Regions from separate parts of the Homo sapiens genome. Here region 1 is linked to region 2. A link is a contact called in ENCODE Hi-C or POLR2A ChIA-PET data. All regions are on one chromosome and are shown on one strand. The core of a region is the stretch at or near the end of the contact, and the rest is flanking DNA. Distances in the headings are between cores, read along the strand shown. Region 1 holds the start of TENM3 (teneurin transmembrane protein 3). Region 2 has its middle 130 kb from the start of TENM3-AS2.

Region 1 (2,700 bases), core at 185-2,684, 280 kb after region 2:
CTGTCAGCCACATGCCTTTTCCACCAATTTGCCTTCTTTTTTTTTTTCCTCTCTCTTTTTTTTTTTTTATTTTACTTTAAGTTCTAGGGTACATGTGCACAAGGTGCAGGTTTGTTACATATATATACATGTGCACAAGGTGCAGGTTTGTTACATATATATACATGTGCCATGTTGGTGTGCTGCACCCAATAACTCGTCATTTACATTAGGTATATCTCCTAATGCTATCCCTCCCCACTTCCCCCACCCCATGACAGGCCCCGGTGTGTAATGTTCCCCTTCCTGTGTCCAAGTGTTCTCATTGTTCAGTTCCCACCTATGAGTGAGAACATGCGGTGTTTGTTTTTTTTTCCTTGCAATAGTTTGCTGAGAATGATGGTTTCCAGCTTCATCCACATCCCTACAAAGGACATGAACTCATCCTTTTTTATGACTGCATAGTATTCCATGGTGTATATGTGCCACATTTTCTTAATCCAGTCAATTTGCCTTCTTAAAACTTCTTGGTGGCCCAGCACGGTGGCTCATGCTTATAACCCCAGCCCTTTGGGAGGCTGAGGTGGGTGAATTGCTTGAGCCCAGGAGTTTGAGACCAGCCTGGGCAACATGGTGAAAACCCGTCTCTACAAAAAATACAAAAATTAACCCGATGTGGTGGCACTTGCCTGTGGTTCCAGCTACCTGGGAGACTGAGGTGGGAGAATCACCTGAGCCTGGGAAGTCGAGGTTGCATTGAGCTGAGATTGCGCCAGTGCACTCCAGCCTGGGTGACAGACTGAGGCCCTGTCTCAAACAATAAAACTTACTGGTTTTCCTGCCTGATTGCTTTCTCTGAACTGTACCCTAGATCTTCCTACCGTGGTGGTTCAGATGAGAGATGATGGTAGCCTGTATGTGGGTAGTGCTTATCAGAGATGGAAATAAAATTGACAAGAGTTGATAATGTATTAGAAGCGGAGGCTAAGAGAGAGGTAAGCAAGATAATCACTAGGTTTCTGACTTGCATAATTGGGCGGTGATGTCATTCACTGAGATTAGAAGCATTCCAGGGCGACTATGTGGTAGAGAGGCTACAATGAATTCAACTTTAGATGTATTGGAGATGTGTTTAGAATGTCTTAAGGGTAAATGTCACATAGGCTTTTATTTATTTATTTATTTGAGACAGAGTTTCGCTCTTGTCGCTCAGGCTGGAGTGCAGTTGGGTGATCTTGGCGCATTGAGACTTCCACCTCCCGGGTTCAAGCAATTCCCCTGCCTCAGCCTCCTGAGTAGCTGGGATTACAGGCATGCACCACCACGCCCAGATAATTTTTGTATTTTTAGTAGAGGCGGGGTTTCACCATGTTGGCCAGGCTGGTCATGATTTCCTGACCTCAAGTGATCCGCCCACCTCGGCCTCTCAAAGTGCTGTGATTACAGGCATGAGCCATCGCACCTGGCCATGAAGGCTTTTAGATGGGTCTGGAGCTTGGAGGAGAAGTCTGAACTAAGGATAAACTAAAGGTAAGTTGCTGAGTCATCTGTAGAGAGGTGGGAATTGAGGGCACGGATGAGACAGCCTAGAAGAAAAGGAGGAGAAGATGAGAAGAGAGTATCGAGGTATTGGAAACTGGGGAGGGCAGACAAGTCTAAAAAGGAGACTGGAAAAAAGTAGTTGAAGATGGAGAGGGCAAATCTGGGCAGTGTTGGGACACGGAAGCTGAGGAAAAGAGCAGTTCAAGATGCTTGAAATGAACACACCAAAAATACTGTGAACTATTCAGCACGTCCTTGTTTTATAAGTAAAATTCATAGTCACATCAGCGAAATAATTTTAAATGTATGTCTGTTGACTTAAATATTGGTTTTCTTTTGTGACTGAGGTTCCAGTACTTAGGAAAGGAAATGAAAGAGAGGCAGGGCACTCAGGGCTGACTGTCTTCTCAAAGTGCTAACTGATAGACTCTTCCAAGAATGGAATCATTTGTGTTTTCTTTTTTTTTTTTTTTTTTTTTTTTTGAGACGGAATCTCGCTCTGTCGCCCAGGCTGGAGTGCAGTGGCGTGACCTCGGCTCACTGCAAGCTCCGCCTCCCGGGTTCACGCCATTCTCCTGCCTCAGCCTCCCGAGTAGCTGGGACTACAGGCGCCCGCCACCACGCCCGGCTAATTTTTTGTATTTTTAGTAGAGACGGGGTTTCACCATTTTAGCCGGGATGGTCTCGATCTCCTGACCTCGTGATCCGCCCGCCTCGGCCTCCCAAAGTGCTGGGATTACAGGCGTGAGCCACCGCGCCCGGCCTCATTTGTGTTTTCTATTAAAACATATAACCCAGGGTATTAGACCACCATGGTGGTCACGGCGATCACAAAATATTTTTAACTGGTTTGCTGTGAGCTGATTTAGTGTTCTGAAATTTTATTATCTTGACTGGTAGAATTATTGGAACCAGCCATACATGTTAGAGTGATTGACAGCTACTTCTGATGAGGCTTTTATTGGATCTCAGGCAGCCTGCAAGTCACTGTCCTTTGCATTCAGATGCATTTATTTCCACAGCCTCCAGGGTAGCTAATGTTATTTTTCCTTCCCATTCCGAAATTTTAAGATGCCTCAGCTTTAGCCTGGCTCCTAAACTGATGGACAAGAGGAGAATATGAAGAGGAAGACGGGTCTCCTGGAATCCTCAGTTCCCAGGCTCTTCCCTCCAGTGGTC
Region 2 (2,700 bases), core at 81-2,580:
ATGAAGTCTTGGAAGAAATTAAAAATTAACCTTCTCCATTAAAACTCACAAGTAAGCTTCTTTGAACTAAAATCCTTTGCACATTTCAAGCTGTTCATACTGTTAAAGAAAGTAAATTATACTTGAAGGGTATACTTAAAATGGGAATTTTAAAATGAAGATTATCTGCCTTTCTTCCTGAACATAGACACATAATCTTGCCTGTTCTGGTTCCATCTTTTCCAATATAGGCAGTTGCAGGGGTGATTAAGTACCTCTGCAGAGAAAGTTAGAGTGAAAATCAGTTCAATGATAAATTAAATGACAGATTTTCAGGTCTTTTTGTTTGTTTGTTTTTGCTTTTTTGGACTCTATTATCAAACAATAAGAATTAGACTTTCTAGTTGCCTGATAGTTTGTAAACTATTTAAACTGTTTGGAATGCAAATATCCTAAATTAGGATTAGAGTAACTGTGTCAATAATACAGTAATGATATGAGTAAATCATACTTGCTTCACTCTACATCAGATAGAGTTTTTTAATAATTTTGTAAAATTCCTGAGATGTTTGAAGCTGGGCATGTTGTCTAATATTTATGGGCTTTGGTTTCTGCCTGTGTCGAGTGGGTAGGCTGGAAACTGCTTCACAGAATGTCTCCCTTGACCTCAAGCCAGTAATATACAGCCCTCCCATGTCCTTCAAACCACCAGGAGTTGATCCCCAAGAGAAAACTTCACATACACAGTATTCATCCCACTAGAATACTTGATTATACATTGTAGAAGCCAGTGACAGTCTCCCCTCAGTATCATATTCTCAGAATCTAGCAGAATACATACTACGACACAGTGAAAAATCAATATTTATTAAATAATGTAATTACCTATTTAGTGCACAGGGTTAATGGATGATTATGGGGGAGAATGTATATAAACGTATTTCAATAACTATATCTAGACAATGTATTGATTCACTAATAAAATCATAATACACAAGTATAATTATACTATAAAAATCCTTGAGGTGAAGAATCAGAGCATTGAATGGTTTTTTGTTGTTGTTGTTTGTTTGGTTTGGTGAATCGATTATTATTAATTTTAGTTTCAGAATCAAGTATTAAATTCTGTACATATTATATCTTCAAAAAATTGTTGTTGTTTGGTTATGATACACTGAACTCAAATGCCATTTCCTCTAGGAAGCCTTTCTTCAACTCCTCATCTAAATTTGGTGTCCCAGTCCCCACATTCCAGGCCCCCAGTGGTTTTTGTCCTAGCTCTTGTCATACTTTGTAATTACAGGAATCTATGAGTATCTGTTGACTGCCCGTCTCTCTCACTGACTGACTCACTCACTGAAGCTGGGGGCAGCCTCTGTTTGGATAACCACGTAGCTCCAGTGTCTGACACAGCCCCTGTTTCAACAGGAGATGTTCATTATGTGTGAAGAAGGAAGGGAGTGGAAAAGGAGCAAATGAAGAAAAGAGTAGGGAGGAAGAGAGAACGGAATACAATTGTATATTTAAATTCAAATTCAGTTAATGAATTTAATAAATCCAGAGTTCCATTAAAGCAACAAAGGGTAGCCAGCTTGGTTAGCAGATCACCGGCATGCCGGCACCCCACACCATACCTTTTAATCTTTTTCTGTCTTTTCACTTGGGAGGGGGGACATCTTACATACCAACAAAATGTTGAAAGAAAAAAACATTAATTCATATTACAGATTTTATATTGTTGGTGATGTATTTTCATTTAAAATATTCCAAATAGAAGTTTTAAAAGCCTTCAAAAGTAGAAATATATGGAGTTTTGGCAGGTAGTAGATGTGAGTCACATACCACTTAAATTGGTATTTAAATTGTCCATATAAAATAGACATTAAGAAAACTAAATGCCTATATCCTAAAATAGGGGTAGAGAGGCAGAAGCAACTAATGTTTACATCCTTTAAACTGGAATCTTGGACTTTATATTGCAAAAGCAAATGACAAATGTCTAATAAAGTTCAAGGGCAAGTTACACAGATGGAAAATTAATAGCTTTATTTTTCTTTGTGTTAGGCATCATTTCCTAAACATTTGAAGCAAAGTGTATATTTAAGCCACATTTGGATTTATCATTGACATCTTTTAAAAGAAAAATAGGAATTAAAATGCAATTTGTGTATATTCTTATACTTCATACACTTTCCATCTATTTAGCATTAATGTTGTAGGAAGAGCTATTCTTTTAGAAAATGTCAAAAAGAACAAATTTCCTAAAATGTTCCTGTTGATGGTAAGTAGGCTGTTTTGCCTTATACTAATGTAATGGATTCTCTCAATAATAGGACTTTTTTTTCTAATTTTTCAAGATAATTTTAGTGACTCATAATCAGTAAACTAAAGGATAAGGAGCGACCTACCTCAATGAAAAATATTTCAGTACACATATAATACCAGCCAGCTATTTCTTGAGGGCAACTTTAAATCGAAGTCAAGTCACAAATGGATTGAGACTGGTGATCTCACTTCATCCTTTGGAAAACTATGTATATCACAAAATCAGTATACATTTTGACATAGTTGGCAGCCTTTCCTTGAAGTAGGCTCTGAATCAACTGAGCATGGAAACTCAATTTGCCTGGGGATATGCTAGCCTTTAAATAAAGAGGGCTGATAGTTTCTGCTAAAACAATGGAGAAATCTCCCAACATCTATAATTTTGTATACACTATA

The links. A loop is a pair of places that touch in the nucleus more often than their neighbours do. ChIA-PET counts read pairs that join two places held with the same protein, here RNA polymerase II (POLR2A). Pooled maps may share reads with other maps.
Region 1: a loop to region 2 is called in a map of mammary epithelial cell, with 2.5 times the contacts of the local background. The contact joins the promoter of TENM3 here to the enhancer-like site in region 2. A Hi-C loop is called at or near these places in 1 of 168 maps with a recorded cell type or tissue (mammary epithelial cell) and 1 of 50 pooled maps. POLR2A ChIA-PET finds 5 or more read pairs at or near these places in 1 of 52 experiments (IMR-90).

What each region holds. Positions count from the first base shown.
Region 1 is chr4:182,241,968-182,244,667 of GRCh38, forward strand. It overlaps TENM3 (teneurin transmembrane protein 3), which reads left to right and starts at 1,435. Exons shown (of 28, transcript NM_001080477.4): 1 at 1,435-1,509.
Region 2 is chr4:181,958,006-181,960,705 of GRCh38, forward strand. It overlaps a transcript of TENM3 not described here. Among named protein-coding and RNA genes, the nearest start is that of TENM3-AS2, 130 kb to the left of the region's middle. Within about 2 kb of position 1,331, at least 2 of the 41 ENCODE cell types and tissues checked have a DNase peak (open chromatin) inside an H3K27ac peak, as active enhancers do; they include mammary epithelial cell, where a contact is called at or near this core.